2 separate regions of the Mus musculus genome follow, and region 2 is linked to region 1. A link is a loop called in an ENCODE intact Hi-C map of the cell type or tissue named here. Cell type or tissue: gastrocnemius. All regions are shown on one strand. Each heading gives the region's core, and the rest is flanking DNA. Links, peaks and the distances in the headings are about the cores only.

Region 1 (5,937 bases), core at 555-5,554:
CTCCTGCTTGTTGTCCTCCCCTTTCCCAGATCCACATTTATAAACTATCACCTCATAAACCGGGCTGCTCATTAAGCTGGTCAGAATGACTATTTAAGAATGCGGGCTCTGATCTAAGTAGCCTCAGGTGAGGGTGGTCTTTCCTGAACCAGAGGTGTGGTTGGACAGTGGCTCTGAGTCCTGAGCAGTAGAGAAGGAGCTGCCTCCTGGCAGTGTAGCATCCTCTGACCCAGTGCAGCCCTTCCTGAGACTCACCGCCTTTCTACCCTTGTCCTGGGGCTTGCATTGAGCTCTCTTTGAATCTGAAGTTAACTCAAATTGTTCTCGGTGGCGTTCATAGCGTAGTGTGGTAGTGAGAGTCCTGCCCATCCTGGGAGATGTTACTACCAGGAGAGCAAGAAGGAAAAGATAAAAGAGTGTGTTGCAAGTATTCCCATCAGAAAGGAGGTTACATTAGTGTCAAGAGATAGATGCATTAAGCAGCTTTAATTAATAATTCTATGTGGTCTTTCTAAGTGATAACAAGAGCACCTCATTGCCTTGCATGTGTGTGGTGGGTTCAGAGTTTAGCATGCATGTCGAGGCCAGAAGACTTTGAGGTGTTACTCTAAGAGTCACCCACCTTGGTTTTTGAGGCAGTCTCTCACTGGTCTGGGACTCACCAAGCAGACTAGGCTAGCTGACCAGCAAGCTGAGAAGATCTACTTGTCTCTGCCTTCTAAGCACTGGGGTTTCAAGAGTGCACTACCCCATCTGGCTTTTACAAAACATGGCTTCTGGGAAGCAAACTCAGGCCCTTGTGTATCTCTTGTAGTCTATTGTACTTGTCGAAAGGACTAGTTCTTTCCTGTTCTCAGACTATTACTGATGGGCTCAAGCCAATCCTAAGTCATTCAATGGAGCCAGAAAATAGCTTTGACTTGGCCAGACAGAATGATGTCACTTGACCCTTATAAACATTCTCTCACCCTCCAGGCTCAAACTCCAGTGCCACTGTCCCCAACTTCACTCCTTCTATCTCCGGCCTCCATTCTGATTGGCACATTGCTTCCTTCCTCTTAAATCAAGTCCCTCCTGCATCCTCCCAACCTTGGGCTCCCATTGTTGTCATCTTACAGAATGTCTGTTTCTTGTGAAACTTCTAAACCATCGCCTCAGGTCTTCTCATTGCCACCCCCTCTTTCCTTGTAGCCTGAGAAGTATGTGGGCATGTCTATAAAGCTCTACTGAGGTGACGTCATTCTGTTTTGCTTCTGGCACTTGCACTAACTCACTCACTTAGCCTGACATCAGAGACCCTGTGTGATGACAAACCAACACACATTTCCCAGTGCCGACTGGGACTGGCAGGTAGGCTCATTTGCTACTGTTCTGCATGTATGTGGGGGAGGGAAGAGAAGAGTTGGGGAGGAGGGAGGGAGAGATATGAATCTTTATTCTATCTTGTTCTTTCTCCTTTTTATCTTCGACTTCTTTTGGGTTTTGTTGTTGTGTTGTTTTGTTTTTAGGACAGAATCTTACTCTGCAACCAAGGTTGATCTTGAACTGGTAGCAATTCTCCTGCCTCTGACTCCTAAGTGCTGGGACTATAATCATAAAACTGCCACACCTCATTTCTTGTGTGTCCCCTCTATCTTCACACATACACAATCACAATGGCCACATCTCACCCACTTAGAAGAAAGTTTTCTTACTGTCTTACAGCAGGCCTATCCAGAGTTCCCTCTGATGTCATATTCTTAGTACAACAACCCTGATAAAGTTCAAGGTCAGCCAAGACCCTGCAACAAGCTGCCTGCCAAAGGCATAGCCATGAACTTCTCCAAGATCCAACACACTGGTGACAAATCTGTGCTCAGAAGTCTGCTTCATGCAGTCTCCCAACGTCCGGTGTATGGCCCTCTCTCAATAATTTATCTCATGCATTTACTAATGTGGCCTCGAAGCATAACTAGCTATATCTGGCTCTTATCCATCCCTCTATATAATCTTTGAAGGCAACCCTGTCCAGGCTTTGTACACGAAGTAAATAGGTCTTATAGAAACAAGAATGCAAACCATCTGTGGAGAAGCAGTTTGGACAACAGAGTTCAGGAGAGAGGTCATGGCCAGTGCCCTGAGGGGTTCTTCAGGCATAAGATGGACACTAGACTGAGCAGATGAGACATGGTCCGTGGACGGGGGGTGAGGTGGAAGTGAAGGAGAGCAGGGTTTGCAAGGCATTGCCCCATCAGCACAGGCTGAGGAAAAGTGACGGTGATATAGGCAGAGTTAGTTCACGGAAGGGGAGGGATCTGCAGGGCTTCCCTAAGCAGAGGCTGAGCACCGTGGTACTGAGAAAGAACAGTGTGGTTGCTCTTTCCAGCAAGAGCTCTCCATGGGTCCCAAGGCCAAACACCAATGTTCAATACATTTTGACTCAATACATTAAACTTCCTGTAGAAAATGTAACAATTCAAACGGTAATAACGTGTCTCCTGACCATAAAATTAGAAAATTATGCCAGTGAACTAGAAACCCAGAACCTTATTGTTTACCAGGATTCCACGGAGGGTGTATAAGACCCAGCCTTAGGGAGAGGGGGCTATAGAACAGAGAGGACTTGAAATGAGGCCACCGGGGTAATCACCACTAGGTGGCGCACTCCATTGTTTGCTAAGCCTCTGACTCACTGTGCCAACCACTCCAGACACCAGGAAAGGAAGATACAGCCAATAGGTCCATGGAGGCTGAGTGGGGCAAAGAGAGTACCCCAATCTCTCTGCTGCTGGCTCCCAGAATGTTCTGCTTTGCAAACCACTCTGAAGACAACTGCTCTTAGAAACTACTGAGGGCAGAAAGTGGATCATTTCACCGCTGGTAACACTAAAGACAGAAAGTGGGAGACTTTTGTAAGCAGTGCCTGGGAGTGTCTTACAGATGGCCTATTCACCCAGGATCTGAACACAGAACTCAGAATTCATCGTTACTCCGGGTCAATGAGTGTTTCATTTCTGTCAGGGTATGAAAACCAAACGACTCCATTTTTTCCTTTGTACCTTGGCTACTAGGAAATTAGATCTACTCGTGCAATGTTCTTTAAGTACTTAATTCATTCTACCTACATAGTATCTTTCTAATTGTCACATTATAGAGTTAGTCTTTTATGTTTTTAAAAAAGATAAAATGAGGAAGGCCTCATCTTTGAATCATTTGAAACTAAAAACCTTAAATTTAACCTTATTTTTATTTTTAACAGTGTCATACGTGTATATAATGAATTTTAATAATTTTTTTTTGCTCCCTAACACCCTCTCTAACCCCACCTCATTCTCCTTCAGAAACCCTTCTTCCAGATACATATCAGCACACTCATACCCGTCACCTCCGCAGAGATACTTTCTCCTTGAAAGATAAGAAGTGATGTTAAAACATGAATAATCCAATCGACTGAACCAAAGACCCACGTTTCTTTGAAGAGATAGCGGCACAGGTGCAAGCATGTTGCTCCAATGGCTTAGCAGCAAGTGGGATGCCCATGAGAACCAGCGTGGACAGTTTCTTTATTTACTGTGCTCCGGGGTGACACTGGCCCTGGGGGGGGGGGGTGACGTCACACGGGGTAGATCAGAAATGGGTTCTCAGCTCAGCAGCTGCTCAGGCTGATAAGATAGGCATCAGAGCCGGGTGTTGATGGTCCTGTCCACTTTGGCTCCCTTCCATCGTGGCAGGGAAGACATGGATGGTGGCTTTTTGCCATCTACAGCCAGGAACCATGGAGATGACGATGGTCTCAGTTCACTTTCCCCCTCATTCCATCTTACTCCATCACAGCCTAACGTGAGAGATGGTGCCATTTCCAGGTGAGCCTCTTATTAAAGCTCTCTTTGAACATCCTCATGGACACTCCAGGAGGTTGATGTAGGTGATTCTAAATCCCTCATGTCAACAATCTCAATCAACCACCACACAACTCTTCACAACATGGCTACCCAGGGGGCGCTGTCTTCCTGAGCCTCTGCACTCCACAGACTCTGGCAGTCCTGCTCTTCATGACTGGTTCTCTTTTAACGTCCTATACCTGCAGCACAGCTCCAACCAGCAACCTGGGAAAGCCCTGGGCCCCAAGAGTTCCACTTGCCTCCTGCTAGTCCCCAGGAACCTCACCTGGATACTCCCACTCCTCCTTAAGGGTTACCCATGTCCCTTCATGGGACATCCCCGGCACTGAGCCAGGTCTTCATCTTTGGGTTTAAACAAAGGCCTGTTGACAACTCCTGTTGGTTCCCTCTGTCTACCATCCTCTGATGTCTGAGCAGCTGGCTGTGTCAGAGATCTGTGTGCCTAGAATATTCCCAGCACTCAATAAATGTACAGGAAGTTGTTGTTGGCACTATTGTTTCACCTTCAGCCTTAGTTAGATCAGTAACTCACCTATAAAATAGAGGTTCTGGGGCTACTGGGAGGATTCAGTGAATATAGACATAATGAACAGAATGTTCTCCCATATTCTAAGCACTTGATACAATTTTAGCTTTTTGATAGGCTAAATGAGTATTGGAGTAATGATAGAGTCAGCATTAAAATTTAAATTCTTCACTTACCTAGTGAGGTTTCTTTTTCTTTTAAATAATTTCGCATTCAATCCACATCAACAAGCCAGTGTGGTACGTTATAGCAAATACAGATTGTTATTGCACAAGGCACCCACCAGTCACAGACAGACCTATGACATCACTAGACATATGTCCTGTATGGAGGGGTAAGAACCAAATTTCTTTCCCACTGGCCCTAGGCTCACTCCTAGAACTCAGGACAGCACAGGGAGTTTAGTAAGTGATGTGGAAAAAGCAACCTCGTACCCGGATGTAACCCAGGATCTGTTTCTGGCATCTGCTAGCGCAATTTTAATTAGCTTCCAGAACAGATACCACCATGGGGCTGATGCTGCACTTGCCATTTAAAGCACGGTGGGGTGACTTTGTTTCATAAAGCCATGCTGGCTGCTTAGATTGGAGAGTACACCACGTTTGTGAAGATGAAAATGATATCATTATGCTCTAAGGAGAGTCTATAAGTTTTACAAGCCAATTCCAATGGTCAACGAATCAGAAAAGCTGTTTCCCTCCCCACCACCCCCGCTGCCCCCAAGGCTGACTCTTGCAATTCTTTGGGGCCTGTTCATGACGACCAATGCCAAAAATAGAACCAGAGAGGAGGTCCTGCTTCCTCAGAAGCTTCTGAGTGCTTCCCATCAGCGTGTCAAGACGGACAACACTGTGGGAAAATAACTCTTCCCAGTATCCGATAACTCTGTGGACATCCTAATTGCAGGATGGCATCCTTTCAGACAAAAAGTGGGATTCCCCAGCTGAATGGCTGTCTACACTGTACCACCTCACATAACTGAGATACACCAAAGCTAAGAGGAGGGAACTCGCTGGGGGCATGGCTCGAAGCTCCAGTGTTGGCCTAGCGTAGTTGAAACTCTGGATTCCATCCCTAGATCCACAAAAACAGAGAAGGAAAAAAAGAAAAAAGACCCCCCAGGCTGGAAGACATAGATTCCTCTGGTGATTTTTAACTAGCTTTATCTAATAGGGATTTATTTAACAGTAAAAAAGAGACCCCGGAACTCTTGACTCTAGCTGCATATGTATCAAAAGATGGCCTAGTCGGCCATCACTGGAAAGAGAGGCCCATTGGACACGCAAACTTTATATGCCCCAGTACAGGGGAACGCCAGGGCCAAAAAATGGGAATGGGTAAGTAGGGAAGCGGGGTGGGGGGGAGGGCGGGTATGGGGGACTTTTGGGATAGCATTCTAAATGTAATTGAGGAAAATACATAATAATAAAAAATTTTTAAAAAAAGAGACAACAAATGTTACCCACTGCTCTGCCTACCACTGTATATTCTGTTACAATATGGCAGCATATGAACAGAATTGATCAGTTC
Region 2 (5,433 bases), core at 1-5,000, 180 kb after region 1:
TATACACTCACACACACATGCACACATGCATGCACACAGAGACATATGCACTATACACACACACACACACACACACACACACACACATTAATTTTGAAAATATAAGACCCAACATTTAAATTCTGTTCGTCTAATGATCCTTAGAAGTTATGGGTTCTATCCAAAGTAAGGCAGACCAGCATAGATAGCAGTTTTACAATTAATGAAACTCAGACCAGTGGAGGTTAGTATCAATCAGATATGTAGGGCGATTAGTATCAATGACAAACTTAGAACAGAATTGGGGTCTGCATAAGCAGGTTGATGGACTTGGCATTTGTACACACGGGCCCCCACTCTTTACACACTCACTGAAAGCTGAGGTAAATTCATTTGCCCGTTAGTCAAAAAAAATGTATTTTGGGGTTTTGTTAGCAGGAAAATAAAGCTTCCAACAGATTTCCAGTAAGGTTATGAAATATATATTAACTTTAAATTCTATAAAATTTTAAGAATTTAATTTCTATAGCATTTAAAAATGCACCCAAACTCTAACTATTTAAATTTAAACAGAATAGACCTGTATACTTTCAAGTGTGACTCAGGGAGTAGCATTTAGGGCCATCTTATTAGTTTCACTCAATGGGACACATATGAACTGGGTCTTACCCGAAGGGTTCAGATATTAAAGCCCTGGTAGGGAGTCTGTGCTTGAAGGAGAGGACACCCCAAGATCTGTTTGCTTGTTTTGTTCTGTTTTGTAATCTTGAGAATATTTTTTAAGTTTTTAGGAATTTATGCATTTGTACGTATGTTGAGGTATATCAATTACTTTCACTCACTTATCTGTTACATTGGTTCAGATGTTATACTGATTCTCTGTGACTCAAGAAACTGATCTATAGCATGGCTGTAGGTCAGAGCTGTCTGGACTAGCATACCAACCCACCTAGGGACTTCTGGAGAATACAAATTCTCATAGCAGTGCCCTGTCCCCCATGCTTCCTAACAGAAATTCTGATGAAGGCAGGAGAGAGGACTTATGGTCCCACAGTCTGGATTTAGACATTTTCTTTTCCATGAAATCCTCTCATTCAGATTTGAGCACAATAGCTTAATTTAGTATCCAGTGCCAGGATTTCTTGGAATCCTGGGATTTTGAACACAGCTATGATTTGGCTGAGTCCTACTGAGGCAGCAAGACCAAGGGCTGAGGGCAACAGCACAGGGCTCTCTCTACACCACTGCCTGCCTCCAGTGCCAAGCTGGCCCAATGCAGTCTGCGTTTAATTGTTTATTGGTGTGGGTTTTTGAGTGTTTGAATGTTGCAAGCAGTAGGGATCCCATTGTGTTCATAAGACGATATTTCTACATTTACCCAATATTCAGAAGTAAGTCCCCAAGAAAGGGAATTAGGAGTATTTTCTACTAAGTGAGCAAAGAAGATTTCTTAAAATGAATTCAGTGAACTGCAAAGCTTGTGCAAGTTGGGTTGAGAGACTTGGCAGTCAGGGATGGACGAGATGAAGGAGCAGGGTGAGGCAGTCAGGGATGGGTGGGATGAAGGAGCAAGGTGAGGTGGGGAGTCAACACAGAGCCTAGAGGGGCTTGTATTTGGAGGAAGATGTATACAGTATTAATCCAGAACTCCAGCTTCACATTATGCGAAGTCCTCACATGTCTTTGGTAACAAGTACTTTTCTTTTTGCCTCTGAAACTTGTTTTAATTAATAAAATGTATTTCATGCCTTAATTTTGTCTTTTAAGAGTGATTAGCACTTAAAAGTATAAGCAAGACAAATGGAGGAAATAAAGTTTGAAAATCACTCAGAGAATTCTTCTTGTTTAAAAAGATGCATACATCTTTTAAGCAACAGCACACATTTTTTGAAGCATTTTTTTTATTAGATATTTTCTTATATACATTTCAAATGCTATCTGGAAAGTTTCCTATACCCTCCCTCTGCCCTGCTCCCCTACCCACCTACTCCCACTTCTTGGCCCTGGCATTCCCCTGTACTGGGGCATATAAAGTTTGGAATACCAAGGGGCCTCTCTTTCCTGTGATGGCTGACTAGGCCATTTTCTGCTACATATGCAGCTAGAGATATGAGCTCTGGGGGTACTGGTTAGTTCATATTGTTTTTCCACCTATTGCAAACCCCTTCAGCTCCTTGGGTGCTTTCTCTAGCTTCTCCATTGGGGGCCCTGTGTTCCATCTTATAGATGACTGTGAGCATCCACTTCTGTATTTGCCAGGCACTGGCATAGCCTCATATGAGACAGCTATAACAGGGTCCCTTCAGCAAAACCTTTCTGGCATATGCAATAGTGTCTGGGTTTGGTTGCTGATTATTGGATTGATCCCTGGGTGGGGTAGTCTCTGGATAGTCCATCCTTTCATCTCAGCTCCAAACTTTGTCTCTGTAACTCCTTTCATAGGTATTTTGTTCCCATTTCTAAGGAGGAATGAAGTATCCACCTGTTGGTCTTCCCTCTTCTTGATTTTCTAATGTTTTGCAATTGTATCTTGGGTGTTCAACAGCACACATTTTAACCACTTCTAATCGGGCACCCACGACAGCAACATTTGACCCAGAAACTGCAAAGAGCATTAACTTTAAGTTAATGGAAGAATGTTAGAATCTTCCCACAGAGTCCTAGGAACGGTGAGACCAAGGAGGCTCTTTTACCCCAAAGCATCGAATGACACAGTGCCACTTAACACAGGACACTCAAATAGAAAGCATGGCCCGAGACAGAAGAAAATCTTTTTTTTTTCAAATTTGTACTTAAGTATGAAAGTACTAAAACTTTTGATAATCAGTCAGGCCAATATGAAATGATCTACATTACTGAGCGATAGTATAAAATGATGTGTTGTATAAGTTTTCAGATAAAAAAGAATATATCATGAAAGCCTTTCTAACTTGGAAATTACTGTAAGGACTTCTTGTCCAAGACATGACTGCCCCCATGTGGGCCAGTTTTGTATCACACTAAGAGGCAGAAATCTAGAAACAAGCATGAGAATTCCGTCAGCATTCCCTGAGAGACTTTATTCTAGATCCATTAATTTGGTGCAAGTAGTTACACACTGATAACAACAAATAGGTTAGAAAATTCTAACTATGGAGATATCCATTATCTTCACTACTCAAGGATGTTCCATACACCAATACACTGTTTTTTTTTTTTTTTTTAGTGGACCTTTTCAGAGATGTCAACTCAGACCCTGCTCACACACATGGACTCAGAACCAGTATCTTAATAAGACTCCCTGGTTATGTGTGTGCATTTAGATCTAGTTCTTGGCTCCATTCCAACCCATATATGTATATATGTATATCTGTGTGTGTATGTATGTGTGTGTATATACATACACACATATATATCGGCTTATTTTCTTTAACTAATGTGATAATTCTACAACTCAGAAAAACATTAAAACAAATTTCCAAAAAGAGGGCTTCTTTTTTGTTTCAGAAGAGATTAGAGTATTTTATTTTGCCCAATCAGAGCTCTTCAGCAAAGAAATTCATTTACATATATAGGAACATTTCTCAGAAACATTAATTTGTAATACATTCTCAAAATACCAGCTTAATGGTATTTATTTACAAAAATATTTCATCACCTAATTTTGAACCTATTTGCTGTGATGACAGTATTTTTTTTTTCTCATTAAGTTACAGAAACGCAAAAGAACTACAAAGTCTGAGGATGTTTTTCAGGGTTTGCAATAGTGCTTTTTTTTTTCTTAAAAAAAAATGAAACACTACACAGATAATTAAAAAAAACTGTACTCCAAAAGCACATTCCAGGAATTATTTTAGAAACAGTTCTGCACTGAGCGAACGTAAAGAGAAAATGCAGGAGATGAACAGTGCGTACGGTGTTGACAGACAGGCTAGCAGTCTGGATGCATGCTTGCCCTCCGCATGGACAACCCTAGGAAACTAAGTCTGTCTGTTTTATAACTGTTTTTTTTTTTGAAACACGTTTACAATGAAAGGAAGTGTAACTAGACAGTGCTCCCCTCCCTAGACTAGCTACCATGTTAAGTAGAGGTCACACCTAAAGTATCACATAGCTATTTACAAAAAAAGAAAAGAAAGAAGGAAAGAAATGATGCCACTATTTCTCATCTTTTCATTACTTCTTAGTGCATCTAAGTCTGTCAGAAACACAGTACACTCTCTTCAATTGGAGCAAAGTTTGGATAACAAAATACAAGTGCTATAAAAAAATAATCAAAACCCCAAACTCACATAAATAAAATCCCACAATTAACCTACACCCATTTTAAATGCCTGAGTCAAATGACCTACAATGAGTTGACACTATTTATACCTTATAAAGATTAAACTATGTGCCTCACTGAAAAATACTTGCAGATATATAATCCCATTTCCTGCACGTAACAGAAAGAGGCCACCCGTAAGCAACTCTGGAGACAATACTGAATTCATAGAAAAACTGAACCAGTAACTTCAGACCCAGACTGGGAAGTTATTAAAATCATTCACTTTCCCAGGAAGCTACGCTACAGCTTTGCCCCTTTCATTTGCAGCAACTGTCTTCCGTTCACAGAATGCTCACAGCATCTGAAGCAAGAGCGATGGTGCCCACATTACTCTACAGCGGGCCAGAGGAAGGAGAGACAGACGGACAAAGGTCAAAGCTCAGCCGCTGCATAGTCATCTCCAAGGCAGCAGCACACTTGGGCTTCAATCTCACCCCAGAACAAACACTGAAAGAAAAAGACAAACAGAAAACCAGAAGGGATACTGGCTACATAGGAGTGTTCTTTTCAAAGTAAATACAGAATAAAAAGGCCTAGGAGTATTGATTAAGTATCAAACTGATAAGGAACAAACTCTATAAACTATTAAAATAAAAAGAAAAAACCTTCATTGACAAAAATACATAAACTCTGTTTCTATTTTTGGAAATTTATTTTTAAAAAAGGTAGAAGAAAATATCTGGAAAACCATTTTCAATATATGTATATATATATGTATTTTAAAACAATAACTAAAATAGGCATCCAATAGCAAGCTGAAGCTTCAGAAAAGGTCTAGAAATTATGGTTGTGGACATTTCCCCTCAAAAAGATCAATATTGGAAAATATTTGGCAGAGTTTTTTTTTTTAACTACATAACTGTGTTTTGTCAGGTGTGAAGGCCTTTCAATAATGCATGACCTTTTAAAACTTAAATGTATCTCAAATGAGATACCAGTATTTCTTAGTATAAGGGTAAAACATAACTTTTTATATGGATAATATACATACTTTTTAAGTACTTTGACTTAACAAGTTCACCATTTTTAAAATTAAAGAGTACATTCATAAAAATTCATCTAAAACTAAAAGTATACTTTCTAGCAGCATATAAACATAGCATGTTTTTATGTGATTATAAAAGCAACTCCGAAAGTGTCGCAACAAA

Evidence for each region. Peaks named below come from ENCODE experiments on the same cell type or tissue, not always from the same donor. Only the 100,000 strongest peaks of a DNase experiment are listed, where the experiment ranks them.
Region 2: a loop joins it to region 1, with 4 times the contacts of the local background. A loop is called at or near these places in 16 of 42 quality-filtered maps.

The regions. Positions count from the first base shown.
Region 1 is chr10:9,573,127-9,579,063 of GRCm38, forward strand. It overlaps a transcript of Samd5 not described here. Among named protein-coding and RNA genes, the nearest start is that of Samd5, 99 kb to the right of the region's middle. In gastrocnemius, for the core only: no CTCF peak of the experiment used is centred there; DNase peaks (open chromatin) are centred at 2,649, 3,697 and 3,978.
Region 2 is chr10:9,752,089-9,757,521 of GRCm38, forward strand. Stxbp5 (syntaxin binding protein 5 (tomosyn)) reads right to left here. Exons shown (of 26, transcript NM_001081344.2): 26 at 3,459-5,433. Among named protein-coding and RNA genes, the nearest start is that of Gm31471, 56 kb to the left of the region's middle. In gastrocnemius, for the core only: a CTCF peak has its summit at 2,957 (motif pointing left); a DNase peak (open chromatin) is centred at 2,961.